Regions from separate parts of the Homo sapiens genome. Here regions 1, 2, 3, 5, 6 and 7 are each linked to region 4. The links are chromatin loops, found by intact Hi-C in ENCODE. Cell type or tissue: mammary epithelial cell. All regions are shown on one strand.

Region 1 (4,000 bases), 230 kb before region 4:
AAGCTTTTTTGGACTCACATTTGTGACTTTCTTGGACTCATATTTGGCTCTTTCCAATGCACATTTGAGCATTTGCCAGACAGTTCCTTAAAAATGGAATTACCCTATTCTGTCTACCATACTACTGTCTACTATTGCTTAAGATCCTCCTCTTCTAAGATTATGCAAATTATTTCTGCCAACCTTCCAATCTGTTAGCAGAATCCTGTACTTTCCATTTTTGGGTAGATTCTCCCTTCCACTCTGGGAAATAAAGTGTATGCCGTGAGCCTCAAGGGAAGAGGAGCTTCCTTTGTGAATGCTTCATATTTGCTTCAGCAGCTGCAAGGCTGGTGTCCACTACTAATTCTGACATCGACTTATATACTTTCTTTGAGACTAAAGTCCAGTACCCGGTAGTCCACAGGCAGCCAATAAAGGAAGGGAGCCTGGGAGGTCTGGGTCTTTCCTTACTGGCTGTGGGACCTTGGGAAGTTGCTCCAGCTATCTGAGCCAGGGTCTGCAGACTGAGAGAATAGTCCTTGCCTTGCTTGGGTTGTTGTCAGGTCTAGAGATAACCTGTGTAAGGCTCTGAACACAGGAAATGGCACATAGTAAGTGGCTGAAACATGGTGGGCTGCTTCCTGAGGTTCCCAGGGACTTGACTCTATAAGCTGAAGAAGAGGGGAATGTTTATTAACTCATGGGTGGGAACATGTATTTTGTGATTGTATTTACCCTTCACATCTGTTCAATTAGATTGAAAATTACTGCAGAACCAGTACCAGCTGTTTCTTTGGGGTACTCAAGGGATGATGCAGGGTTGAAGCATTAGAATGTTTTAAAATTCTCTGACTGAGATGGGATGATTCTCTGACGTTAGTATATGGACATAATAGAAAGGCACACAGTAAAAATGTGCTGCTGTCTAGGAAAGCAGGGAAGGAGGCTCAGGCTGGCTCCGTTTTCCACCTCCTGGCTCTGTGCCCATTTCCCTGCAGCTCACCGTGGCCACCAGCCGCTCCCGGTCCTCCGCCTTCCCCACATGGCACACGGTGCCCGTCACGCTCAGCCCCTCCCCCTGCAGCGTGGCCACCGCCTGGTCCACATTCTGCTGCTTCCGGCTGCTGACGACCACATGGGCCCCGTCCTGGGCCAAACGCCGGGCGATGGCGAAGCCGATCCTGTGAGCAGAAAGAGACAAAGACTGCTAAGGCCTGTGCAGGGGAAGAGGTCGACAGTATGAGCTCTGAAGTTAAGACTGCCCGGGTTTGAATTCTGGCTCTTTCTCTATATAACCCCTACGTGTGCCTACTATGTGTAAAACAGGCTTAATGGCATGGCCATTTTTGGCATTCCTTTACTTGTTTTTATTATGACCTGGACCACAGCCTCAGTTCCCAAGAACTGACATCACTTTCTACAGTTCCCACCATGGGTGACAGGCTTCATCCCCTCTTGGGACTGAGAGGTGAGAAATGAGCTGGGTTTGCAGCAGCAGCCACTTCCGTGATTTGAGGGTCTCACTCAGAACAGCCCTGCCCCCAGGTTTCTTTCTTACTCGTCTACATCATTCTCAAAATTCTATCCTTAGTTATTTTTTGGGGTGCATGTGAAAAGATGGTCTCCGGTCAAAAATGTAAATATTGCCTTGGGAGGAAGAGTTACACATTTTGCATTTGTCAGCTATTAGCATTTTACCTACATTTGTATTTTAGTTTTGTGAAGAGCTGGCATCTAGCAAAGTCCTGTAGAAATGAGGACCAGGATAGACAAGAATGGTGGGTGAGAAACAGGCTGGGCAAGGTCGGCCCAGATGTACCGACCTAAACAAAAATCTCGACATATGGCTCTGGTGTCCCATCTAGGTAAGGGGGAGGGGTTCCGGGGGACTTTCCGGTGCCCAAATAGAATGTCTGGTACATTTTCAAAGTGCTGGAGGCCGTGGGATAGTATTTTGAAATCCAGATTTCCTTGGATTTCCAGTTTCTGGTCTTCCCAGACGCTAGGTGGCGCTGGTTGACTGGGGCAGCCCAGAACACTGGGGAGACTAGATCGATAGGGCTGCACAGAGGTGGCACAGTTGTGCCAGAGGTAGCAGGGACAGGAGGGCTGGCAAGGGAGGGTCCAGGGCTAGGGGATTCGGAGTGGCTTCAGGCGGACCACGTGGCTACCTTTTTTCCAGGGCCAGACTTTGGCAGCGTGTAAGGTCTGAGGACAGGGGCACCGGAGGCCGAGGATGAGAGGCCAGTGCCTGTTTCCAGGCAGCCAGGGCCTCAGAAACTCCGGCCGGAGCACTCACCCGTCGGTGGAGGCCGTTACCAGGGCCACCTTATTTGCGAGCGGGTCCCGGCGGGTCATCCCGGAGCTGGCCATCCGCACCGAATTCCAAGCCCGGGCACAGAGGCCTAGCAGCCCCGCCTTGTGCATGGATCAGACCAGCAAGTATGGGTTCCACTCTTCCCAGGGGCGGTGACAGAGTAGGGCGAGGGGCAGGACGAAGGGCGGGCCGATTCCCTGCCCGCCCTGCTCCCCGCCCCGGTACCGCTGTGAGCGGTCTGTGGCCCTGGGCACCTCCATCCGCCGCGGCGCCCCTCCACCATCTACCTTCCGCCTGACTGGGGCTTGCCTTTCCGGGCTGGCGGGTGAGCTCTCCGTTCAAGTTGCCTGTAGGGCTCGCCCCTCCCCTGGCCCTTGCAGGAACCCGCAGGCTTTGGCTGCTGCCTTTCTGCATCTGCTTGCCCACCTTTTCTTCTCTGGGAAGTGGGGGTTTTGAGTTGGTTGCTTTTGCTTCTTCAGAATTCCTTCTCCAAGAAAGTCTGGGTCTATGTGTGTGACAGCCCACAGGAGGGCAAATGTTTTGAGACTGCCCATGGAGGTGAGGCCTGTGGTCGCCATGGAGTCCACCAGGTGAGGCTGGAAGAGCCTGGGAGAGAGACGTGATAGGGAGTAGCTGCGCCAGGCCTGGCACTGCCCTTCACTCTGCCCAAGGTCTCTTCCATCTTCACGGGCCCTGGAGGGCAGACTATGGTCATTGGCCAAACAGCATTCTCATGTCCGTTGACAAAGGGACTTCCTCCTTTACAGGGGCTAAGTGGTAGCGAGGAGGCTGGACAGTCCCTCAAGCAGTGGTGGAAATGCAAAGAACTCGGGGCACTCAAGTTCTCCCTAACCACTCTGTCCCCAGGTCTTAGCCGCCATCTTAGTTCAATAAATATTTGTTGAATGCAAAATCTCTTTATGAACTGTAAGCTACTAAGCACATAGTAGTTACTGCCACCATGTAGTGATTATTATTGGTGCCCTGGGCCAGACTCTTCATCTGTAAATTACTGAGGGTATGGATGATGAATAAAGTCCTTGCCAGCTATAAATTCTGTGTCCAAGACTTCAGTCTGCACTTCTGCCAAGTGGGCTGAAATGATCTCCCTCCTGGGTTTCCGGGAGAATGAAGAAATCTGGATGGCTTATGGTACAGTGTAGAAAGGCCCCAACAGACCCAAATGCAAGCATCTGAATTGGTTTAACCCACTGGCCTCCAAAGCCAGACTGAGAAGCAGTGCTGGTTCATGGCAGCGTTTTCACTAGTTCAAGGCAAAATGAGAAAAGGAAACAATTACAGTGAGTTTCATAAAGCTAAGCTTATTTAACAGTCCTTTATTGTGGAGTATACGTTTGCTTCTTTTTGTGTGTGTGTGTGTGTGTTAGTGTTTTCTTTTAGAAAAGATGATGAAAGCAGATGGGTAGGTTTAGAGATGTGTTATTGGTGAAATCACCAGTTTGGCAGCCTTATGCCAGTCCCTACAATTAAAGGGGAAAGAATCCTGGTTTGTGAAATCCAGTTCTAGGCATGACTTTTGAATAGAATTCATGTTTGCTCAAGATTCATTTAGTATATGTGCAGGTAAGCTGAGCAGCTGAAAAAGGGTTTCAACATTCAAAAGGGGGTGTATGGTGAGCAAGTAATAGAACGGCCTGCACTGGAATTCTAGTGTTTTCCTCAGCCAAGAAGTTACAGCTG
Region 2 (4,000 bases), 140 kb after region 4:
GTTAAGTGAAATGAGCCAGCCACAAAAACATTAATATCACATGTTCTAACTTTTTTGGACCTGAGGTGGGAAATTGTTTAAAATGTTCTAACTTATATGTGGAAGCTAAAAATGTGGATCTCATGAACATAGAGAGTAGATTTGTGGTAACCAGAGGCCAGGAAGGGGGTGGGGGGATGAATATATGGTTTAATAGAAGAATATACGGTTTGATAGAAGAAATAAAACCTAGTGTTTGATAGATCAGTAAAGTGACTATAGTTTATAATAATCTATTATGTATTTCAAAATAGCTCCAAGTAGGCCGGGCACAGTGGCTCATGCCTGTAATCCTAGCACTTTGGGAAGCCCAGGTGGGCAGATCACCTGAGGTTGGCAGTTCGAGACCAGCCTGGCCAACATGGCCTCTACTAAAACACAGCCTCAGCCTCCCAAGTAGCTGGGATTACAGGCATGCACCGCCATGCCTTAGCCTGGCTAATTTTGTATTTTTAGCAGAGATGGGGTTTCACCATGTTGGCCAGGCTGGTCTCGAACTCTTGACCTCAGGTAATCTGTCCACCTCGGCTTCCCAAAGTGCTGGGATTACAGGCATGAGCCACTGCCCTGCCTTTTTTTTTTTTTTTTTGGAGAAAGAGCAACCTCAAAGTATGGGGCTTAAGTGATCCTCCCACCTCAGCCTCTGGAGTAGCTGGGACTACAGGGGCACACCACCACACCTGGCTAGCTTTTTTAATTTTTTTGGTTTTGGTTTTTTTTTTTTTTTTTTTTTGAGACAAAGTCTCACTAGAGTGCAATGGCGCATCTCAGCTCACTGCAACCTCTGCCTCCCAGAATCAAGCAATCCTCCCACCTCAGCCTACCAAGTAGCTGGGACCTCAGCTATGCACCACTACATCCAGCTAGTTTTGGGGTTTTTTTGTAGAGATGGGGTTTTGCCATGTTCCCAAGGCTGGTCTCAAACACCTAGCGCAAGTGTTTTCTCAAATTTTTTGTAGAGATGGGATCTCACTATGTTGCCCAGGCTGGTCTCAAATTCCTGGCCTCGAGCAATCCTTCCACCTTCATCTCCCAAAGTGTGGGATGACAGGAATGAGCCACTGTGCCCAGCCTTAGTTTATGTACAAATATAAATCATTACTGTGAGATAAAATGAAGCACTAGTATGGGATTTAGTAATGCTCAGGTTTTTTCCGCATATCTGATGTCCTGGACAACTCTGGCCTTGACCCTCAGCCTCGCCAAGCCCCCAGCTCCTCTTTTTGCTGTAGAGCAAGGCTGCATTGCTCTGAGAGTCTCGTGAGTCCTAACCGCACATCCCACCCACACTTGCACAAGAGTTAATACTTAGATCAAGTTGTAGCAAAATAAGACTTTACTTTGCTTTATTAAGACTAAAATAAGCAAAATAAGCAGTACCCCAGCAGAAAGTAACCTGGCTGCTTGCTACATTTTGGGCATCTTGCTCATGCCACTGCCCAGGGCTCAGAGATATAGGCTGCAAGACCACTAGCTTGAGATCAGCCTTCTTCCCTCATCCTCTGCTCCCTGGACCCAGTCATTAACAGCACACAAGCATGTGCACATCAGTATGAGGCAGGGTACCTCACTGTGTACCTAGATCCAGTACAGCCCCGATGGTTGCCCCAGGGGTTGACAGTATTGCCCACTTCCCCTTTACCAGTGCATCCCACCCCAGGGAAAATGCAGGTTCTTCTCTCAGTTTCATTGGGTGAGGAGGAAGGTCCAATCCCTTAGCCTGACTCCCAAGGCCCCCTGTTTCCAACAGCAAGTTTCTCTCTTTGCAGCCATCATAGGAAGCAAATGGGCTAAGGAGGGAGGAGGGGTACCGGAAGATGCTGGACTTTGGGGGCCATGAATCTCACAAAGCTATTGTTCTCTCCCCAGACGGGGAAAAAGGAGATGTATACCCCATTTGCCCAATTTCAGAGGGTTTACAGTCCCTAAGGCCTGTCCTTGGGTCTTTCAGTTCATGGATCTCAGGTTAAAAATCCCTGTGCCATAGTGAACCCAGTCTCACAGAGATGTGTAGAGAAACAAAGCAAAACCATTATATGTCCAGGGTGGTATCTGTCAAGCAGGTTCCCTTTTCAGCAAGCCAAACCTGGGAGCAGTGAGAGGCGGGGACAGTCAGACAGCGAAGGCCAGCCATGAAGAACATTCTGGAATCATGATCTGATAAGCAGAGGGGAGCTGTGCAACCAGCCAGCAGTGGCCAGACAGAGGAAATGCAGTGTCTGGCAGCTGGCCATCTTCACCCTCTCCCACCAGCAGCATCTCTGGCCCCATCCTGACCCCTGGTGGCTGCCGGGAGATGAGGAGGAAAATCTTTTCAAGCTCCTCCCCGCTCTAAGGGCAGGGGGAAGCTCCCAGGTCCCAGCACAGATGAAAAGCTGTACCCTCCCACCTCCACCCCCACAGGCCTCAGCTGAGGTCCCCAGGAGGTGCCAGCATGTTTAGGGCACCTTCAGGAGGATTTGCTCCACTGGAGTCACCAGATGCCTACTTAATATAAGCCTAGCAATCAATCAAACAAATGTATACTGTATAAAACACTTTTCACCTATCAAGTTGGCAAAAATGTGTGTCTGTCTGTGTATCTGTGTATCTCTGTGCGTATGTGTGTGTGTGTGTGTGTTACAACTAAAGATCAATGCAGGTCAGGGTGCAATAAGACAAGCACTTTCATGAACAATTGGTGAGGGTGTAAATTTGTACAAACTTTCTAGCAGAGATGCTGGTAAAATAAAGCCAAAATCTTTAAAAATGTTTCTATCCTGTGACTCAGAGATCCTTATGTTAAGAATCCAGCCTGAAGAAATCAATAGACTGATATAACATGATACCTGGAATTTGAAATAAATGAGGGAGGAGAAAACAAGATTGGACAAGAGTGAGAATTACTGCAGCTGGGTGATAGATACATGGGGGTTCTTTATTCTATTCTGTTTACTTTGGTACATGTTTGAAATGTTCCATGATAAAACTTTTTTTTATAAAACTTTTTAAAGAAAGTATCAGAGGCCGGGCGTGGCGGCTCATGCCTGTAATCCCAACACTTTGGGAGGTCGAGGCAGGAGGATTGCTTGAGCTCAGGAGTTCGAGACCAGCCTGGGCAACATGGCAAAACCCTGTCTCTACAAAAAAAAATACAAAAAATTAGCCAGGCATCGTGGTGCACACCTGTGGTCCCAGCTACTTGATCCTGGGAGGATGAGGCTGCAGTGAAATATAATCATGCCACTGCACTCCAGCCTGGGTGACAGAGTGAGACCCCTCAAAAAAAAGAAAGAAAGCATCAGAGATACAAAGATTTGTATACGAACATGTTAATTTTTTTTTTTTTTTTTGAAACTGAGTTTTGTTCTCATTGCCAGGCTGGAGTGCAATGGCACAATCTTGGCTCACTGCAACCTCCACCTCCCAGGTTCAAGTGATTCTCCTGCCTCAGCCTCCCGAGTAGCTGGGACTACAGGCATGTGCCACCACTCCTGGCTAATTTTGTATTTTTTTAGTAGAGATGGGGTTTCTCCATGCTGGTCAAGCTGGTCTGGAATTCCCGACCTCAGGTGATCTGCCTGCCTCGGCCTCCCAAAGTGCTGGGATTACAGGTGTGAGCCACCACACCTGGTCACTTGTTAATTTTTAATAGAAAAAAATGTAAAAGTGCTATGCTAAAATAAACAAATTATTGTGCATCCAAACACTGGAATATTATATAGCCATTTAAAAATCAAGGATGTTTTAATGACATGGAAAATGCTTACAATGTGCCTGGCTCACACCTGTAATCCCAGCACTTTGGGAGGCTGAGGTGGGCAGATCACTTGAGGTTAGGAGTTTGTAACCAGCCTGGTCAACATGGCGAAACCCTGTCTCTACTAAAAATACAAAAATTAGTCTGGGCAAGGTGGCTCACACCTGTAATCCCAGCACTTTTGGAGGCCGAGGCGGGTGGATCACCTGAGGTCAGGAGTTC
Region 3 (4,000 bases), 63 kb after region 4:
GAAGATCACATGAAGAGTAAAATTTGTTGGTGTATTGTGGACCACCAGATCAGGGCTGGTGGTGGAGTGGGGGGGTGGCAGCTGGAGAAACAGAATCCATTGCCCACATCACAGATCGTGTTGGGCTCTGCCGAACCCAAGGGTTACAAGAGTCTGTTTTAGACATCTGCCAGGTCAAAGAGCAAGCCACGTAAGTACCATCCTGTCCTCTGACTATCTCTCTTCAACCCTGGTAGGAGAGGAGTTGAATGAAGAAGGAGCAGAAGCCACTGCAACCTCCTTCCTAGATCACAGACTCTCTCACTGCTGGCCCTGGCTGGGGAGCAGCAGGGGGAGGAGAGGGAGGAGTCTTACCTATGGATGAAGTGTGAAGTATTGATTATTGTCTTGGCTAGACATCTCTTCTAAGTTTTTTATTATGAGAGTTGTTGAACATAAAGGAAGGTGTCCATCACCTAGATGTAATGATTGTTACTGTTTTGCATATTTGCTTCATCTTGTTTTTGCTGAAGTGTTGGGGTAGATTGAAGACGTGTGTTTCACATTTCTGGATACTTCAGACTGCCTCTTCATAGAATAAGGATGTTTTCCTGCGTGCCACAGCAATGTTGTGGGATTAATGATGATTCCTTGGCATGTCCTGGTACCTGTACATATGTGGGTTTCCTAACTGTCTCTAAGGTATGTTTTCATATATAATTGGCTTGTTCATGCCCAGAAAGAAAAACTGGATACTTAACATCTTAACTGAGGCAGTTAATTTATGACTTAAAATGAGTCAGAACTGTGCCCAAAGAAAAACCATAAGAATTTCATTCAGGAGTGGAGGAATTTTATCCCTGCTGAAAAAAGCTGAAAGACAGGACAGAAAACAAGAGGAGAATTATGTATTCTCATAATTTCAAAAACAAGAAAAGTTTATGTCTTGTAAGGTGACAGGCACTGCTGGAAAGATGCTGTAATAAGTTTATTCACGTCTTCGAAACCCAGATGTTTAAAAACTGCATGGGAACCTTATACATTGCTAATGTGCATGCAAATTGGTGCAAATTCTATGCAGGGTGCTGCAGCTGAATCTATCAACATTTTTAAAGCATACATTCTTTGATACAACAATCCCTTCCTATAAATAAATTCCTATGGAATTTATTCTGTATGTATCCTTACCAGTGAAATGGCAGTAAAAGGATTTGCCTTGCAGCATTGTTTGTAATAGCAGAAAATTGGAAACTATCTTAAAAGACCATCAGTGAGGGACTAGTTGAATATATGGTTGTATATATTATTATTTTTGTGATATATTACGTGTGTGTGTGTGTGTGTGTGTGTGTGTGTGTGTGTGTGTGTGTGTGTGGTGTCTTAGCTCAGGCTGCCATAACAAAATACCATGAACTGGGTGGGTTAAAGAGCAGACATTTCTTTCTCCCAGTTCTGGAGACTGGGAAGTTCAAGATCAGGGTTCCTGCTGCTGGGTTTTCTGATGAGTTCCTGGCTTGCAGACTGCCATCTTCTGGCTGTGTCCTCACATGACAGATAGAGAGCTCTGGTGTCTCCTCTTAATAAGCCTTATTCTAGGCATCACCCTTATGGCCTCATTTAACTTTAATGACTTCTTCACTCTACATACAGTTAACATTGGGTGTTAGGACTTCAACATATAATTGGGGTGGGGGTCACAATTCAGTCTCTTGCATGTGGCGTGGTATTCCACAACGGAAATGCAATAGAATAAGCTAGCAGAAAGAATGAGGCTCTATGTACAGATAGACTGTGAAGTGGAAAACAGCAAAGAACAGGATGAGGAGCTGAGTGCATGAGCTGAGTGCCCACATTTGCCCTCCTTATTCACTCTTGGCCCTTCCCCACCTGTTCCGTGCCCCAGAGTGACCTCTTTAAACTGCATCAATAGACTCTTGTTCTCTGGCTTAGGTTGAGTGCAGCCCATGAGGTGCTGCAGCAAAAGGTCAGAGGGAGGAGAGGAAGGACAGGTGATTATGCCCCCACACCTCCCTGGAATGCTCCTCAACTGGCAGTGTTGCTCACACTATGTCACTGTGCCCTCTCACTCAACTGTTGCTGGCTTTGGGCTTTTCCTACACCTTGGTAAACAGTCCATTTATTAAACTCTACTGAAATGACTCACTTTATGTGTGCCATCTGTTTTCTGTCAGGACTCTTGTTGATACAGTACGTTAACATTTGTGTTTTTTTAAAAAAAAAAACTGGTAAGTATGCTTGCAGGTTGAGGTACATGCACTTATTTATGCTTAGAATATCTCTGGAAAACTGCAGAAGAAACTGGTAACAGTGGTTGCCTCGAGGGAAGGAAAATGGGTGGCTGGGAATAGGGGGAGAAGAAGGGATATGTATGTTTCCTGCACCCCTTTTGTTCCTTTTAAATTTTGTACTCTATGTAGATATTACTTATTCAAAAATAAGTCTTAATTTAATTATTTAAAAAATAAAAAACAAAAACTGCAGAGAGGCTTGGTGCCAGAAATCTTTACAGGCAGCCATCCCTGTAGCACCCAGGTACCTCCCTCCCTAGGGGCAGCTGCCTCTGCTGGCAGATACTCCAAGCTACCAACTAAACAAAAATACAAACAAAAGCATAATTAACAGGCTTCTTCCACTCTGCACTATGTAGATGAGAGGTGCAATGTTCTGAAAAACTTTGATGCGTTAACTCAGACCATTTGCTGATACTCATTGGCAGGCAACAGGTTCCTACTAAAGGCAGTAATTCATAACCACCATCAGCATGTGTGCTTACCACACTTTTGTCCCTCCCCTGGTGGAGGTCAGAGCCACAGTGACCAGGATAGAGCCTGCTGGGGATTTTCACTTAGGCCCACCCTCTAGTCCCTCTCTGACATCTTTGCCACCCTAGGGACTCAAAACCATCTATGGCCTGGTTGAGCAACAGCAACACATCAGGGGGTCAGGCTTGGAGACCACACAGGAAGGCCTTATCCACCTCCTTTGGGCTTGGCTCTTTCTCCTGCTCCTCAGCCATGGCCGACCCATTATTTAGCAACATCTCTATTTTATCATGCTCATTATACTGCAGTGTTCTTCATTTTCATCTCATTATTGTTGGCGGGGTCATCCAGCGGTTTTGTCACCCAGGAGACTGGGAGGGAAGCTGTACACTCAGCTCTCTTCCCCAGGCTTGGCTAATCCATCATCTGACAATACATTGTCAGGTGTCTGTCTTCTGGTTGTAGGGTGGCCACCGGAGCCTGTCAGTCCTTCCAGCTCTTCTTCCTGTCAGAGATGTCTAGTTTAATCACAGTTCCCTGCATCGATCCTTCCCTGCTTAGACAGAAAAACATATCTATATTTTATAGACAGATATATAATTGGTAGAGAAAACAGTACATGCATACAAATCCTTTGTATGACTCTTTCGGGGGAGTAGTGTCTCGAGGTAACTGACTGCAGTATTGGAAGCATATAGGATAGAATCACTCCTGCCCTAAAGAACACATGTTGCTGCTACTTCCCCAGCTAACATGACACGAGGGCTGTGGATAGAAGTCCCTAGGACATTTTTGCAAAAAGGCTACCATAATTTTGCCCCAGTTCTGCGGCATTGCAAAACTGGTTAGGATCTCAAGGAGGTGACCACAGGAAAGGAGTGGACAAGGCACTGCTGTGAGGGGAACTGATGCCCATTGTCTCCACCTGAGGGCCCTGCCCATCTCTCCTCACATTCTGCTCTCCAGCCCCATAGCGGAGATATAGGGCTCTAAGCCCCAAGCCCCCCGCCCACCCTGTGCCTTTTCTCATGTGGTGTCTCTGCTGGAACTGCTTCTTCTCATCCTGTGAAACCCAGATCTCCACTGCTGCCTCTTTGGTGAACGCTTCCTGGATCCCTACCCTATACCCATCAATACCCCTCCAGCAAATTGAAACCTACTTTCTTCTGTGGTCCCATAGCACTTTGCTCCTGGGATTGTTGCAGTTGGTTCTCCACTGTGTGACTCTTCCATTGCTT
Region 4 (4,000 bases):
CTTTCTCTGGGGAGTACACAGGCAGGCCACTGCTTAGAGTGGACAGAAGTGGAACTGCAGGGGTAGATGGAAGTGACAGTTTAATAGCCATTGGGGTAGACAGGTGAGGGTCCAGGGAGGCTGGGCCAGGCAGGGGACAGGGGACATGGCACAGCATAGACAAGAAGACAGCAGAGCTAATGGTGTGAGCTTGGAGAAGGTGGAGACAAGGACTGGAGTGTCACAGCACACTTTGTGTGGGGTGAAGCTTGAGGTCTGAGCAATGCCCCTTGAAGGCCCCAGATTTCTTCAGCTTCTTTGCTCCCTGATAGGTTAAGTTTGCTACCACATGAGAGGGGACATCACCTTGCAATGGTGACAGCATTCAGAGTGGCACATGCCACTGCGGAGAGCCGGAACCACGGAGACCATTGTGACCTGGAGGCCAGAGTGTTGGGAAACACTGAGTGGCATCTCACAGAAAGCCAGAGGGGAGGACGTGGGGCTATCAGTCCAACTCCTCAGTTAATAGCCAGGGAAACAGAAGCCCAGGGAGATAAAGACGGTGGCAGAGGAGGAATTCTTTCTTAGCAGATCTTCCATTCCTAATCCAGGATCATTTCCAGGGCTCCCAGGTGAGAAAATGGGGAGGGAGAAAACTGAGTGAATCTCCTCTTAGAGTCATTGGCCTCCTAGGGGTGGGCTGTTGGCTGCACTCCTGGGCATTTTGGCACCACTTTTAATGATCCACATCCTTAACTCCTCAGGCAAAGGCTTCTCTTTTCTAGGTTCTCAAGATGCTTGAATCCTGGGACAAACACAGAGGAAGGAGCTCCTAAGGATGGGGGCAGTGGTGAGGAAACAGGCCACTGAGACAGTGATGGTGTTTGTAGGCAAAGAAGCTACTTGTATTTGCCAACCACACCAGGAGGCCAGGTTAGGAGTTTCAAAACAAGTTTGCTGCCAAGAAAAACACACAAAAACCCATAGATTCATGCTCTGTAAATCTCAAGAAGCAACTCTGTCCCATCCCCAGTCATGCCCTACACTGGGTCTGTCTTAGAATTCTATGTGCAAACTGGCCCCTGCTACTTATGACACCCCCGAGGGCCTGGCTTTCATTCATCCTCCTATCCAATCACTATCTGGTCCCCAGGGTAAAGTGCAGTATCTATACCCAGAGTCACAGCCTGCAGAGCCTCTGGGAGAAGCCGGCCACCAGGATGCTCTTCCCAGTGACGTAGCTGGCATCTGTAGAGTGCAGGAAGGACATGGTTCCTGCACAGTCCTCTTAACCCCTGCATGGAAAGAGAACAGAACTGAGGCCTCAGCCTATGCTCTAATGAACTCTGATCGCTGGTCCTGCTGCTCTGAACATAGGGCCCAGCACCACCTCCAGCCCTGAATCCCACCTCCCTGGCCCATCAGAGGCCTGGGCTCCATAGAGAGATATGGTGGGGCCCCTCATGCCCTCCAGATCCCACCTCATGGGCTGTGCATCCCCAGACTCTGTGAGAGGACGGGCTGATAGGTGAGGATACAGTCCGAGAGCCCTGTCTCCCCTGGAGAAGACTACCTGTCTCTGCTATCCACAGGGGTTTTTAAAGGAGTTTTGCAGAGCCAGATTATCTTCAACCTGAAAAAATTCAGAGGCTCAGTGCTAAATAGAACTGTGAAGGGCCAGAGAGGCTGCCATGGCAGACTCATGCCCTTGTGGGCAGATGGCCCTGCTCAGTGCTGGGTCTGCAGTCCCTCGACTGCTCCCAGAGAGGACAGCCCTGGTGCAGATACAGGAAGTGAGAGGCTGCTGGTCTCACAAAGCCATGGCCAGACTGGGGAAACCAACAAAGTGGTTGGTGGGGGCAACTGGGAGCTGCTGAACCCTCATCATGTGGTTAAAGTCAGTTCTTGATGATTCCTGGCAACAGGCGGGGCACCTGGATACCCTTTGGTGCCAGCTCTATAGCCAAGGGCTTGGTGAGTCCCAGCAGTGCAGTTTTGCTGGTGGTATAGGCCTCCAGCATCTAAGAAGGAAATGAAATGGATAAGGTGCACTGCGCTGGAGGAGAGGGGCTCTTGCTAGACCCCCAAGGCTATGGAGGATGACTATGCCTGCACTTACACCTGCACTCACACCAGCACTCACACCTGCACTCACATGTTTCTCCCACTCCACTCCAGGAAATTACCAGTGAACAAAATCTGAGCAGGAGCGGAATGAAGCCTGGGCTTAAAGAAAAGTCAGGAAGGCAGAGGCTGTGTTCACCCATGCTTAGCCCAGAGAGAATTGCTTAGGGTGCAGAGCCAGGGAAATGCACTAAAGAGACCCATGACCAGATTCCTGCTCTACCATGACTGGTCGCCCTTGGGCAAGTCACTTATCATCTCCATGTCTCAATCTCCTCCTCTGCCACAGGGAGTTTATCAGGCCTGCTCTGTGACAGTCATAGGAATGTCATGCAGGGACACTGATAGCCTATAGTGCCCCCTGGTGTAAATTTTTTAAAAAAACTTTCTTCTGAGCTTATGCAGCCCCACTAGTGCCTGACTTTGTGAGAGCAAATAGTAAAGCCACCCTGTTCTTCGGGTGAATGTAGCCCCAAGCCAGGGTACATGTCTTGTCAAGCAGAGCATGGACTGGATTTCAGCTCCTACTTGTTTCTAGACTAGGCGACCTTGTGCAGTGAACAACCTATACAACCACACATGGCAGCCCTGGGGCTTTAGGAACTAAATGAGATAATGGCAATAAGTGCAGTTTTAAATGTGGGCAGGACAGGCATCCAGTGTTGTGCACTTGGATTTTACTATCATGCGGGATCAATATTTACCTCCCTCATCCTGGCAACCACTCCACTGCCCTATCCCCAAACTCCCCACTAACTGTTTGAGGTGCACAGACAGCAGCAGAGGCAATCAGCACCACAGGCCTTCCCCTGTTAGAAGCGGACAGGCATGACAAGTGGAAGATGTACCTAATTAAGAAGCTATTTGCTTCCAGAAAATGAGCTTCCAAGTGACGAGGAGGCAGAACTGAGGAAGAGGAAAGAAGGGAAAGTAGGGACAGTGCCAGGGTCTCTGGGAAGAAGTGACTTCTTTGGGGAAGTTAGAGCTGAGAAGGTCCGACACAAGCTCCCCTGCTCAGATGCCCCAGGACTCCTAGGAACTAGCACCCAGGCAGGGCCAATCAGCATCTGGAATTCTGGAGAACAGGACCTGGGAACATGGAGCCATCAGTGTGAGGCTGCCACCTGGGGACGGCCACTCCCACAGGAGGAAAATGCACTGAGAGTGGCCTGGGTTGCAAATCTCACTTCGGAGCAGGAGCAGTAACTAGTTGCTGACTTGGACTCAAACAAGCCCAGACGAATGGCAAAAGGTGGAGAGTAGCTCCGCCATGAGAGACCCCAGCAGGGGAGGGACTGAAGGAGCTTCTTTTGGCCTCTCTGGAAAGGTTAAGGTCTCATGGCTATACCACATGGCCTTGTCCCATCCTTGCAGCTACCACTGGCCTGCGTTTCTCAGACGACAGAGCACGTCAGAGGTGATTGGGGCTCCCCTCTGGGTGTGGAGTCCGCCCGCCACATTCTTTCCAAATGTTCCCCTTCACTGTGTTGGTCACATCCTGTGGGGCCCAAGAAGCCTGGAGACGTGGTTTAGGAAGTGACATGAGAGCCTGGCATCCAGGGCACACTCCACCCTGCTCTCCTTGGGATATTCCACTTCCTGGGCCCCATCCCCCAGTGTTGCCTCGGGGTAGCAGAGAGCAAGGCAAAGTCTCCCCAGCTCCCATGGAGCCCTCACCCCATCTTCTCCATATGGGGCAAAGGTTGGCTCAGCAGCAGGGCCAGGGCCTTTGCGTTCCTGCTTGGGATTTGAAGTCAGAAAGAGGAGGGGAAGGGGGCCTGTCCGTTCAGCCGGCACCTCTGCTCACCTGGAGTCCCACGGACCAGACTGAGGGGAGGCACTGAGGGTCTGCGCTGCTGCTCTCTATGTGACCGCTGAGTCATGGAGGAAAAAG
Region 5 (4,000 bases), 200 kb before region 4:
GAAAGAATTAAGGTCTACAGAACATTATTTGAGTGACTGTCTTCTCAGTTTCTCTAGGATGTGACATAATTAGTTCCATTCTAGAAGAACGAGAAATATAAGTTAATTCATTACATAAAATAGATGCCTTTGGGCATTAGGGCTTAGTTTGCTCATGTAGCCCAGATTGAGAAGGGCTGCTCTGGGCCCTCATCCAAGGGTCTCAAGCAACATCAGAGCTCCCTCCTTTTCTTGGCCTGCCTCAGTTGCTGCAACTAACCCATAATGACTTCTTGAGTCATGAGTTTGACAGTGTACACTAAATGTAATTGGAGTTCAAAGGACAGACCAAGGCCCTGTGGGGGGTAATATGTGGAGTTATAATTGTTTAGGCATTCTAAGGTCATCTAATATTAACTTAGAATAGGCAGTGAACTTGGAGAGAGAAGACTTGAAACTTTGCTCTCTCCCTCATTCCTTATCGGGGACTCTGTAAGGCAGGACGGCGAGTAATGACTTCCCTCTGTGGTAAGGGAGTAGAAGTTCTCTGTTCAAAAAACTTTAGATCTTGTAAACAGTGATCTAAATCAGCAGTCCCCAATCTTTTGGCACCAGGGACTGGTTTCGTAGAAGAGTTTTTCCATGGACTGTGGGGTTTGCGGGTGGATAATTTTGGGATGATTCAAGCTCATTACATTTATCGTGCACTTTATTTCTATTATTATTACATTATATATTATATACATATATATATATATGTATATATATATATATATATATATATATATATGTAATTGTACAACTCACCATGATGTAGAATCAGTGGGACCCCTGAGCTTGTTTTCCTGCAACTAGATGGCCCCATCGGGGTGATGGGAGACAGTGACAGATCATCAGGCATTAGATTCTCATAAGGAGTGTGAAACCTAGATCCTTTGCATATGAAGTTCACAATAGGGTTCATGCACCTATGAGAATCTAATGCCTCTGCTGATCTGATAGGAGGTAGGGCTCAGGCGGTAATGCGAGTGATGGGGAGTGGCTGTAAATACAGATGAAGCTTCCCTTGGTCGCCCACCACTCACCTCCTGCTGTGCAGCCTGGTTCCTAACAGGTCATGGACTTGTCTGGTCTGTAGCCCAGGGATTGGGGACCCCTGATCTAAATAGCAAAGCTGAATAAAGTATGCCTATCCCATCTGATATAAATTGAGAGTTGTTAGGATTTGGCATGGCGCATCAGGGTGTTGAGTAATCTGGTGTTCATCAGTATTGACAGGTAGAGAAGATAAGGATGTTTTGAGCTCATCAAGACAGGAGCAGACACCTGTTGGGACAAGAGAGCACAGCAGCAGGCTGGTTCTCCCATCCTCGTACCCTATCATATGATGCTGGTCAGGAGGAGACTGGGGAAATATTGTGATATTATAGGTTAAATCTTTGGGAAAGCATTTTTTGAGTCAGGCTTGGTCTGGACATTGTCTGACTCCCGTGGCTTGGAGGTTGCCAGGGCGATGACACATTCCTTCAAGATTTTGGTTTCTTTCCTGGCCAGATCTAGCAGAGCCAAGTTTTCTTGGGTGCCTGCAGGCTGTCAGAAGAACTCCATCCTTGCTTCTCTGTCACTACTGTGCACTGAATCCTGCCTGAAATCCTCCACTTCCGCCTTTGGCTAGGAACCCTTCCTTTCTTCCCTGCTGGACCCAGGGAGGAGGAGAGGCAACATCACAACTTTCTGTGCTTCCATCATAGCTGTGGGACTGTCTCTGTGTAAAGTCCTGCTGGCCTAGAGTTTCTAGCTTCTAGTGTCACCTGTGGAACTACAAAATTTATCCTTATTCCAGGTTAAGTTCCTCTGCTATGCATTCTCATGTACTTCCTTTTTGAAATAATTATTAACTGAATGAGTGCTTATTTAATATTTATTTTCCTGAGCTAGACTATGAGCTCCATAAGATCTGGAACGAAGTCTGTCTTGGTCACTGCCATATTCCTATTGCCAAGCACAACAAAATCATTGTAGGCATTTCAAAGAGGGAATTTAAAACAGGAAATTGGTTACACGTTGGACTGGGCTGAGAAGCCAAATGGGCTGGTGAAACAACCACATATTAGTGGCAGCGGAAGCTGCTACCATCCTGAGGGCTGGAAGGACACAAGAAAGGAGTGGGGAACAACTTCATTCTGATTAACTTCATTCTGAATTATATGGAATTAAAAAATTTTTCTTCTGGTAGGAGTGCCCACAATACTAGTAAAAATGTAGGCCATTTAACATTACCCTATTTGAAATCCACCATAGCCTTCTTGAGTTTCAAATCTGAAATCTGCAGGGATAATGTTTCTCAAAATGACAAAAGCACCATTTCTGAGGCAAAGATCCAGCCTGTCCTGGGCAGGTTGGCCCTTGGTTAGGATTTCAGGTCACGCTTGCAGATAGATCCATCACGCTTCCATCTCAGATGGGCTGTGACCTTTTGGATGCAGAGAAGGCTGTAATGCCACTTTTGTCCACCAGAGGGCTGCAGGGTCTCCCCTCACAGTCCAAACGGCTGAGATTTGGTGACTCAACCATGCCTTGGCAGGGTGCTGCCTTGAGGGGTCTCCTCTTAAGTACCTCATGTGTTGGAGGAGATCTGGGGGTGCAGAGGCTGCCCTGATTCCAGAAGGGAGGAATTTTGTATTCGGTTCCCTCATTTTCTCTCTCCCGGCTTCATTTTATGTTTCATAACAATTGATTTGAACAATTTAAAAATCGGGAAATCAAAGTGGGGGTGTGTGTGTGTGCATTTTGTGGGCAGGGTAGCAAGAAGTGGGAATAATTCTGGTTACATTAATTCATGCCTGAACTCGCAGCTTAAACATTATTTAATGTTGTAGAAATTCAGAGATGGAAAAGTGACCTTGGAAATAATTTAGCATCCCTTCATTTATAGCCAAAGAAATGAATGCGGCCCTTGCCGCTTGCGAGATGCCTGGAAGGTTCAGAGCCTTTAGGAATGCAGCTAATATGTAAGGTTATTAAAGCGTTTTTGGTAAGATTTTATTTCAGTATTCCAATCTTTCTTCCCTTTTCTTAGACTCAGCCTGAGCCTTAACAGCAGCAACAAAGCACAAAAAGGCATTTTTCAGTTTTCCATTGAAAGTACTTGGCTTTCTTGTTCTAATCCCATAATTAGACTTTGGATTCTTTCCAGACTCCATTGAATCAGAAGATAGAAAGGCCTGACATGGTAGAAAAAAATTATCCGGGAAAATATTGGAGTGAGTAGAAAACCAGTCAAACTCCTAATTGCAAATTCTCTTAAAATTAATTGAAAAATGTTACTAAAGAATTTTCAGCAGTACAGCAAAGACCAGTCACTGAAGTAACTTAAGGGAGAATGCACTAAACTGAAAAAAAATCAATGTGGGTTTTCTAAAAAAGTTTCAAAAAACACCCAATGAGCCCACACAAAAAACTTTATTTTAATTAATCCCAAAGAAAGAAACAACCACAGGGAACCATACACAGAATTCAGAAAATGGCTGGAGCCTCTTTTCAAAGAAATCAAGTGGACATTACATCCTCCCTAGTGAAAGTCAGAATAAAAAAGAATGAAAGTAATGATTATTGCAAAAGACACATTGAAAATCATGTTTAAACTGCACAAAGCAGAAATGGCACTTAAATCAGTAAAGAAACCTGAGCAATAGATCCAGAATTTAAAGAAACTAAATTAAGAAATGAAACACTTCAGGAGGGCAGATCTGGGGAATAGATCTGAGTATTGCAATTTCTGAATAGTTAGACTTCCTGAGTAAGCCAAAGAAAGAAAAGGTCCTAAATCAATAACTAAAGATGCAGGAATACTTTATTCCAGAATCAATAAGAGATTAGACTTGAAATAGAGAAGAGTTACATGGTCTAACAGAATAGTTACGAACATTTAGGAAACAGTTCTCACACTTATACATCTTTTCATTTGATTTTTACAACAATGTGAGGTAGACAGATATTATTAATCTCCCATCTTACAGAT
Region 6 (4,000 bases), 180 kb before region 4:
AGGGATGGAGATGAGCTTCAATTAACGAAAAAAAAATAATTTGAATAACATAAAAACAAGATATGGTGGCTGCTGGGACTGTAAAATGGTACAACCATTTTGGAAAACAGTTTGACAGTTTCTTAAAAAGTAAAATACACATCGACCATGCAATCCAACCATTCCATTCATAGGTATTTATCAAAGAAAATTGAAAGCATATGAGGACTTTTACATGAATGTTCGTAGCAGCTTTATTTTAAAGAGCCAAAAAATGGAAATAATCCAAAAGTCTACTAACAGGTGAGTGCTTAAAATATATCTAAGCAATGGAATACTACTTAGCAACAAAATGGAATGAAATATTGATATACGCAACAGCACGGTTGGGTCTTGATAACTAGGCTGCGCAAAAGAAGCCAGACAAAAAAGAGTACATACTATATGACTCTATTTATACATAAAAGCAACTAATTTATAGTGACAGAAAACAGATCAGCTGTTACCTGGAAGGCAAGGGCTCAGGGAGGACCAAGAGTTACAGATTACGAGGTGTGTAAGTTAACTTTTGAAGATAATGAATATGTTCACTATCTTGACTATGATGATTGTTTCACGCATGTATACATATGTCAAAACTTATCAAATTGTGCAGTTTAAATATGTGCAGCTCATTTAAATATGTCAGTTACACCTCAATAAAGCTGTTAAAAATACACAAAATGGTGGGTTTAAAGATGGTATATTACTTTCCTGTTGCTGCTGTAACAAATTACCACACACTTAGTGGCTTAAAACAATGCAAGTGTATTCTCTCACAGTTCTGCAGGTCAAAGGTCCAACCAAGATCGTCTCACTGGACTCAAGTCAAGGTGTGGGAAGGGCCAATCTCTTCTGCAGCATCTTAGGGGAGAATCTATTGTATTGTTCAACATCTGCTTGCCACCTCTTTTCCTTCTCTGTGGCCTCTTCCTCATCTTCAAACTGAGTTACTTCAATCTCTGCATCACATCACCTTCTTTCCTCTGTGGTAAGATCACCTCCTCTTCTCTTCTCCCTCTTGCAAGTACATTTATTATAACTACATTGTGATTACATTTAGTGCCCACTCAGCCCAGGATAATCTCCCCATCTCCAGATCCTCAACTTAATCACACCTGCAAAGTCCTTTCCGCCACATAAGAAAACATTTGCAAGCTCTGGGGATTAATGTGGATATATTTGGGGCCATTATTCGGTCTACTGTAGATGGTATATTGTTCGCTCTGTGAAAATGCATATTGCTTAGTATCTAGGAAAGGCTTATCTCCTTCTGCTTTGCCCTGAGGTATTTATACGTAGTGTTGGCTCTTGAAGAGAGCGGAACAACTTCCAGGTTGGATACTATATGAAAAAGCTCACTGGGCAGAAGTCATCCACTTCCTGTATGGGATTATAAGGCATCCCCAGTATAGCAGCCTAAACATGTTAAGCCCTTTCTCACATGGGCCATGCTTTTTCTTGAATAAAGGGCTTAGGCAGCTGGGGGAAGGATGACCCTTTAGATGATTGTTACGATTTTGTGCAAAGCTAATCCTTAGCTCGAAGGCGTCAGTCTGCCCTTTGTTAACTCATCTTTAATCATATCTGTGGTCTGACCAGGGAGATGCTGGGAAAATCCTCACCACCTGATTGCTGAAAGCAAACATCAGGGCCTATGTGTGGAGCTACTTCTACGGAAGCCGCTGAGGTGATACTCTCATTCCTAAAGTAGGGTAGACCCTTGAGCTTTGTTGACCCCAGACCTTGACCCTGGTGAACATTCTCAGAAAAGCAGGGTGTCTAGAGATAGGGTGTATTATGATAGGGAACGGGGTCAGAGGGAGATTTTCCTCTTAAGTCCTGCAGGGGTAGCAGATGGAATTGGAGTGACACTGTGACTGCCTACACTCTCTAGAGTGGCTGCCTCTTGTCTGCAGTCTGGCCCACACCGACAGTAGGCCCAATTTGTGGAAGCAGCCTTGCCCAATCCAGAAATGTCTCCAAGACCGGGAATTCTTCAGTGTGATCTCCTTCAAAAGGGAGAGAGTCATAAACAAATGACAAATGCAAGACAAATAGAGACTGGGGATAGCTAGTGGTTGAGCTTTGGGTATCTCTCGCAATGCCTTCGAGGCTCACAGGATGGTTCTTGATCTGTAAATTGACAGGGATAGCCCACATTTACAGAGTACTTTCCTATAGGCAGGGGAGAAGGTCTTATTTGTTCCTATTGTTGCTCTGACAGGCCAGGTTTCCTCCATATAGTTTAGCATCTGGGGACTCTGTCTTTCTAATGCAAAGGACCAGGTGAAGGAGGTGTGGGAGCCTGGGGAGATGGGAATGAGCTCTGTGATTGCGGACAAAGCTGAAGTTCCTTCCCTTGCCTGAAGGGGCCAGCAAAGGCCCAGATAGGGTGGAGACATCTTGACTCCCAGGAGGGAAAAAAAATCCCAGGAGACAGACAGCTCCTATCCAGCAACTGTGTGATTTCTCTGCCTGGACATTGACAGATCCTCCCACAGCGTTCCCTACCTGCCTGGAGATACTTGGGCTGGCCCTAGATGTCGGAGAATGGCAGTCTATGTGGGATTCAGGAGAGGGAGTGCACCCAAGGGCCTGGATGGAAGGGGCCACGAGGGTGTAGAATCTCCCACCGAGTAGCTCTGCCCTCTTGGATATTCCTGGGATGTCTGTGCCCCAGCCAGAGCCTGTGATCAAGCCATCAAAGCTAATAAGATAATTTCTGCATTAAATGAAATTGTGGATGAAGGATAGGGATGCAGGAACAGACTAATGGCTCTAATGTTTTTCCCCAACCTTTCACATCTCAATATAGTGCAGTCATCAGACTCCTTGTTCACGTGCTAGGAAAATGATGACTCCTCGGAGAAGCTGCTGGTAATGATCATTTAGTTTCTCATTCTTTTGTGTTTAGTTGGATGGGGTCAGGCAGGATAAACCATGGTAGAGGAGAACAGTAAATCACAATCTGCTCCATAGATAAGCATCTCTTTTCCCACCCAGTTTCACTGGTTGCCATGTTTTCAACAATCAAGAATATTCTTATTTTTTATTTACAAAAGTAAATTCTTCTTATAAAAAACAGAGAAAAAACAAAAGCCTCCTTTTACTTTACTCCTCCCATCTACACCCTGCCTCAGAAGTATCTATCACTGTTGATTTGGAGAATATCTTTCTCTCTATAGATAGTGTTTTAAAAATATGTCCACAACTATTTGATATGACTTCTTTCAAAAGGTGGAACCCACTCCCCTCACCTTAAGTGCAGGACGGACTTAGTGACTCACATTTAAAGCATAGAATGTGGCAGGAGTGATGATTTATGATGTCTGAGACTAGGATGTAAGTGGTGTTGAGGCTTCCTGTCTTGTTCTCTCCAACCCCTTGTCCTGGGGGAAGCCAGCTACCATGTTGTGAGGACACTCAAGCCAACCCAAGGAGAGTGCTGTGTGTTGAGGAACTGAGGCCTCCCGCCAACAGCCACATGAGTGATCCATAAAGAGATTATTGTAATGGATTCTGCCACCTGTGAGGGCATAGGCTCCCAGATGTCAGAGATACTCTGAAATTCGGGATTCCCAGGTACAGGAAAATGAGCAGAGGACAGAGCACACAATCCCCAGGCACATTTTTATATTGACACACAGTACCTAAGGGTGTATATAACAGGTATGTCTATTTTCAGTAACTTGGGTTTTGTGGTGGTTGCTGATATTTGCTACCCAATCGCCCTTCAGGGTTAGAGGATTTATTATCCCAGCTGCTGGCAGTGCTGCTGGCAGAGAGCCCTCACCCATCAACCTCCTCTGTGATTTCCTAAACTGAAGAGAGCCATCATGCCCAGGGTCATGCCCCTTCCCAGTAGCCCACATCCAGGATTGACTAATGAGTGGTATAGAGCCCAGCTCTTACACCCCAACTCAGGAGAGCTCTGATGGCCACCCCATCTTCGGAACTCTCTGCAGGATTGGCTGAGGCA
Region 7 (4,000 bases), 96 kb after region 4:
CCAGCCTAGCCAACATGGTGAAACCTCATCTCTACTAAAAATACAAAAATTAGCCAGGTGTGGTGGCGCATGCCTATAGTCCCAGCTACTTGGGAGACTGAGGCAGGAGAGTCGCTTGAACCCAGGAGTTGGAGGTTGCAGTGAGCCAAGATTGCACCACTGCACTCCATCCTGGGTGACAGAGGGAGACTCCGTCTCAAAAAAAAAAAAAAAAAAAAAAAAAAGAAGGGGCAAACTAAAGAGCTTCTAGCGTGCTGGCAATGTTGTATTTGATAAGCAAGTGATGCCTACATGATGTCCATGAAGATATATTATATCACCTATGTATGTGTATACTTTTTACGTATGTGTTATAATTCACAATTTAAAAGTTTAAAAGTAAAGATTACCTGCTCATGGTAAATTTTAAAATTCAAGCAGCTTAAAACTTAATTCAAAAATTAAATCCTCCAATTCCCTTCTCAGAAGAAAATTTGCCAGCATCTCAGATACTTTCTCAAAGTTGTTCTATGCAAAGGGCTTTGCTTTAAATAAGCAAAACTTTCTGATTTTAAACATTCAGTTCACAGAGGGCTTTCATGGAGTATCCTAGCCAGGAAGCAGAGGATCAGTAATGAGTGTCATGTGAGTTCCTTGAACACAGGCTCCACTCCTCCCTCTTGGGGCCCAGGGCTTGAAACACAGGAGTGCTCAATAAGGCTGGTGAGCTAATCAGGCTGGGAAAGTTGCAGGTAGATAGGACCTGCAAGACTGAGGAGGATTTTGACAGGGGCAGCAACAGGATAGATCCTCCTGTCAAGGGGAACAGGCTGAGAGGAAGAATGGAGGGTGTGGATGTCCAGGGTGTTTGGGAGAGAGCAGGGATGCCTATGTGCCTGGAATACAGAGAATGGGGGGCTCATGCCTGAGAAAGCAGACTGCAGTTCTGAATGACTCCAGCAGGCCGGTGCTGATTGAAGCTCTCTGAAGGGATGTCCGTGGAGCTGAGCCAGTTAAACCAGCCACAGACATCCAGGCTGCTGTGTGGAGACCTGTGCCCTCAGGAGGCCCTTCAGAAGGGAACGGTGTGCCTCTGTAGCTATGCGCAGATGTGAAGGCAGGGAGAGGATCTGGCATGGGAGACTCAGGTATGAAGATATATCACCATGAACTGGAAAATGCCAGGGATGCTTGTCTAGGAGACCCTCTTTCACCCAAATCCTAATTTCCCAGCTCCACATTCATGTTAGCCCAGAGGCTCCTGCCTTCCCCTATGTGGGATTCCCATTGGCCTGCCATTCCCTACTCTAATGGAAGAATCTGATGAGCTTCCTGTTGAGAGAGGGAGGGAAGGAGTGGTTCCAGCAAGGGGTTAGTTAGCAGGGCACTCAGGGACTTAGCAGTGTGCTTTTCATGTGGGACAGGACAGTGCCAGGAAGGTGAAGAGAGGCAGGCTCTGGCAGCTCTGGGCCAAGGGGCCGACAGATGTGAACTTGCAGGAGGCTCTGGCCTGGGATGACTCTGTCTACAGACCCTCATCAGTTCCAGACATGCTCTGGCCACTCCATCACCAAGGGACTCCTGGTTACTAAGCAACCCCTGCCTTACCTACTGCATCTCCCCTTGTTCCTTAGCAACTCTTGCATAACTCAGTTCCTTCGAGTTAGGGGTCTGTATCTATAAATTATAAGTGAATGGGTGCTGCTCAGGAATTGTGAAGAAACTGTCTATTAAATATCAGTCTGTACTCAGTGTCAAAATGCAGGCGACCAAATGCTTTGCTTTGGGAAGGAAGCCTTGATTTCCGATTTATATCTCTTCTGATATTGTATTTCCAAAAACAATCTTTGTAGGTCCTAGACCTCCTCCCTCTTTCCTCCCAGCTGCTTCCACTCTGCCTGCTGTTGCTCTCGCTTACTCTCTCACGCCTCTCTCCTTCCTGCAAGGTCATATTTACAGCCTTGCATTACGTGGAGACAAGGGGTTTCAGCTCCTGATTGGTCTACCTTTTCTAAACAGGACACCAGATTCTGAACATTGTTATGCCCCCCCTGGGGAACTCCTCTCCTTCTGCTGCGAGCTCAGATTAACCCCCTTTTGAGGTTGAGAGGAATCCAGTCTCCTTGGCTGGGAGGACAGCAGGAAAAAGAGGACTCGCCTTTTGTCGGGACAGGACGCCCCCTGCTGGAAGGCTAGAGTAACAGCACCTGTGAGATGTGTTCCTAGCTCAGCAAGTCTGGCTGTCCCCTTTCTGGCCTCTAACAGTTCTTACCAAGCCCTGCTTGTCTGAACTTGCCTCAATGTGGTTTGCAGGAAAGCTGACCTATTGTAAGGAAAGGCAACTCTGCCTGGACTGTTGCAGGTAAACAACCTGCAGAGATGAAGTCAGGCCTCCTCTGTCTCCCCTGCTTCCCCTTCCCATGCAAAGCCCCTCTTTTGCCTGGGAGGATGGGAAGAGTGAGCAGCTTCCAAGGCCTCTGGTTCACCCTACCCCACTCACTTATGCTTTCCCCAAAACAGTCAGCTCGGTCAGCTGCAGCAGAATTGACCACAGGTCCTGGGAGCTTAGAATGGTCCCTGAGCCTGGCACTGCCCACTCTGATACCCCTTTCCATGCTTATCAATTCAGATGCCCAAATTTGGGGGTGGGGAAGCTGAATGGGCACACCCTTAACCTAGTCCCATCTTGGAGGTGAATGGCCTTCAGCACTGGTCCAAAGAGAGAAGAGAAGGGAAAAGGAAAGGGGTGGGGGGGGTAGAGGAAGAAAACAAAGATTAGAGGAGAAAGAATGAGAGACATGGAAGAGTTAGAAATATTGAAAATCAGAAAAGAGAATAATGTAAACAGGAAATAAAATTCTAAGCTCCCCAACCAACTGAAAGCACTCCTCTGCTTGGCAAAGGGCATTCCAAAGTCAACTTAAAAAACCAGTGCAGGCCATGATGGGAATACAGGGTTGGACATGCCTCATTATACCCTCCTCCCTTTTGAGTTCAGGCATGACTGACCAGCATTAACAGTAAAATGGAGATCTTAGGGCTGAAAAAACAGACTTTTAGCAATAAGATACCAAATTCTAACCTGACTCTAGTATAGCATCACATGACAGATAGCAGGTCCTGAAAAAAACTGAAGTATTTTACATCAAAATGCATTTCTTTGACATTTTTTGAAATGGCCCTGCAAAGCTGTCTCTTGTGAGGAAAATTTACATCCTATAGAAAATCCCCTTCTCTTTCCAGGTCTTTTCCTGATCCAAGAGAGATTTAACTAAGAGTCTGGCACCTTTTAGGATCTGATAAAAAATATTTACAATCTATTATCTATGATGCCTACTACCTGGAGGCTTCATCTACGTTAACAAGAACCTTGGCTCCCACAACTCCCCTTATCTTAACTACAAACATATCTTTCTATTGACCTCAACTCTTTAGGCAGAGCTTAACCCTTTCAACCACTTGCCAATCAGAAAATCTTTAAATCTACCTGTGACCTGGAAGCCCCCACTTCAAGATGTCCTGCCTTTCTGGGCCAAAACAATGTAATCCTTACATGTATTGATTTGTGTCTCTGCCTGTAGCTTCTGTTCTCCTAAGATGTATAAAATCAAGCTGCAACCCAACCACCTTGGGAATATATTCCCAGGACCTCCTGGACCTGTGTCATGGGTCATGGTCCTCACATTTGGCTCAGAATAAATCTCTTCAAATATTTTACAGTTTGACTCTTTTTCATCAGCACTAAGGAGATATCAGCAGAAGCTGTGTGATCTTGGACAAGTCTGTTCCCCTCTTGCCTCCATCTGTATCACAGTAAAATAAGGGGTTGACTTGGGTGGTCCAAAGGACTTTGATAGCCCCAAGAGCTTTGTATTGATAATCAAAGAAGAAATAGACTGAGCTGCAGACATAGAGGCAGGAAGAAAGAGCATCAACATAAAAAGTGAACAGGAGTGAAGATGGGCAGTTCCAGTCATTATAGACCCAACCCAAGGCAGTGAGGCAAGGCAGCCCCAGCCTG

The links. Hi-C counts contacts between places; a loop is a spot of excess contacts. Peaks named below come from ENCODE experiments on the same cell type or tissue, not always from the same donor. Only the 100,000 strongest peaks of a DNase experiment are listed, where the experiment ranks them.
Region 1: a loop joins it to region 4, with 17 times the contacts of the local background. A loop is called at or near these places in 11 of 110 quality-filtered maps.
Region 2: it touches region 4 in a loop (8-fold over the local background); 9 of 110 quality-filtered maps call a loop at or near these places.
Region 3: it touches region 4 in a loop (9-fold over the local background); 4 of 110 quality-filtered maps call a loop at or near these places.
Region 5: a loop joins it to region 4, with 14 times the contacts of the local background. A loop is called at or near these places in 41 of 110 quality-filtered maps.
Region 6: a loop joins it to region 4, with 18 times the contacts of the local background. A loop is called at or near these places in 39 of 110 quality-filtered maps.
Region 7: a loop joins it to region 4, with 7 times the contacts of the local background. A loop is called at or near these places in 5 of 110 quality-filtered maps.

Annotation. Positions count from the first base shown.
Region 1 is chr14:23,952,198-23,956,197 of GRCh38, reverse strand. DHRS4 (dehydrogenase/reductase 4) reads right to left here and starts at 2,428. Exons shown (of 8, transcript NM_021004.4): 1 at 2,282-2,428; 2 at 986-1,163. The coding sequence starts at 2,409. It overlaps DHRS4-AS1 (DHRS4 antisense RNA 1), which reads left to right and starts at 1,086. Exons shown (of 2, transcript NR_023922.2): 1 at 1,086-1,450. RefSeq lists enhancers at 1,787-1,916, 1,967-2,096, 2,707-2,906. In mammary epithelial cell, a CTCF peak has its summit at 2,000 (motif pointing right); DNase peaks (open chromatin) are centred at 2,037 and 2,477; H3K4me3 peaks cover 2,073 bases; H3K27ac peaks cover 1,278 bases.
Region 2 is chr14:23,587,484-23,591,483 of GRCh38, reverse strand. No RefSeq gene overlaps it. Among named protein-coding and RNA genes, the nearest start is that of JPH4, 11 kb to the right of the region's middle. In mammary epithelial cell, a CTCF peak has its summit at 2,313 (motif pointing left); a DNase peak (open chromatin) is centred at 2,283.
Region 3 is chr14:23,663,588-23,667,587 of GRCh38, reverse strand. LOC105370407 (a long non-coding RNA gene) reads right to left here. Exons shown (of 3, transcript XR_943607.3): 3 at 3,182-3,267. Among named protein-coding and RNA genes, the nearest start is that of DHRS2, 29 kb to the right of the region's middle. In mammary epithelial cell, a CTCF peak has its summit at 1,510 (motif pointing left); no DNase peak of the experiment used is centred here.
Region 4 is chr14:23,726,192-23,730,191 of GRCh38, reverse strand. It overlaps LOC105370409 (a long non-coding RNA gene), which reads left to right and starts at 450. Exons shown (of 6, transcript XR_007064083.1): 1 at 450-614. In mammary epithelial cell, CTCF peaks have their summits at 45 and 2,447 (motif pointing left); no DNase peak of the experiment used is centred here.
Region 5 is chr14:23,928,448-23,932,447 of GRCh38, reverse strand. It overlaps LOC105370411 (a long non-coding RNA gene), which reads left to right and starts at 2,434. Exons shown (of 2, transcript XR_943618.2): 1 at 2,434-3,242. It also overlaps a transcript of LINC00596 not described here. In mammary epithelial cell, a CTCF peak has its summit at 2,496 (motif pointing right); no DNase peak of the experiment used is centred here.
Region 6 is chr14:23,909,172-23,913,171 of GRCh38, reverse strand. It overlaps a transcript of LINC00596 not described here. Among named protein-coding and RNA genes, the nearest start is that of LINC00596, 8.2 kb to the right of the region's middle. In mammary epithelial cell, a CTCF peak has its summit at 2,394 (motif pointing right); a DNase peak (open chromatin) is centred at 2,401.
Region 7 is chr14:23,630,284-23,634,283 of GRCh38, reverse strand. It overlaps a transcript of DHRS2 not described here. Among named protein-coding and RNA genes, the nearest start is that of DHRS2, 4.1 kb to the left of the region's middle. In mammary epithelial cell, a CTCF peak has its summit at 2,166 (motif pointing left); a DNase peak (open chromatin) is centred at 2,233.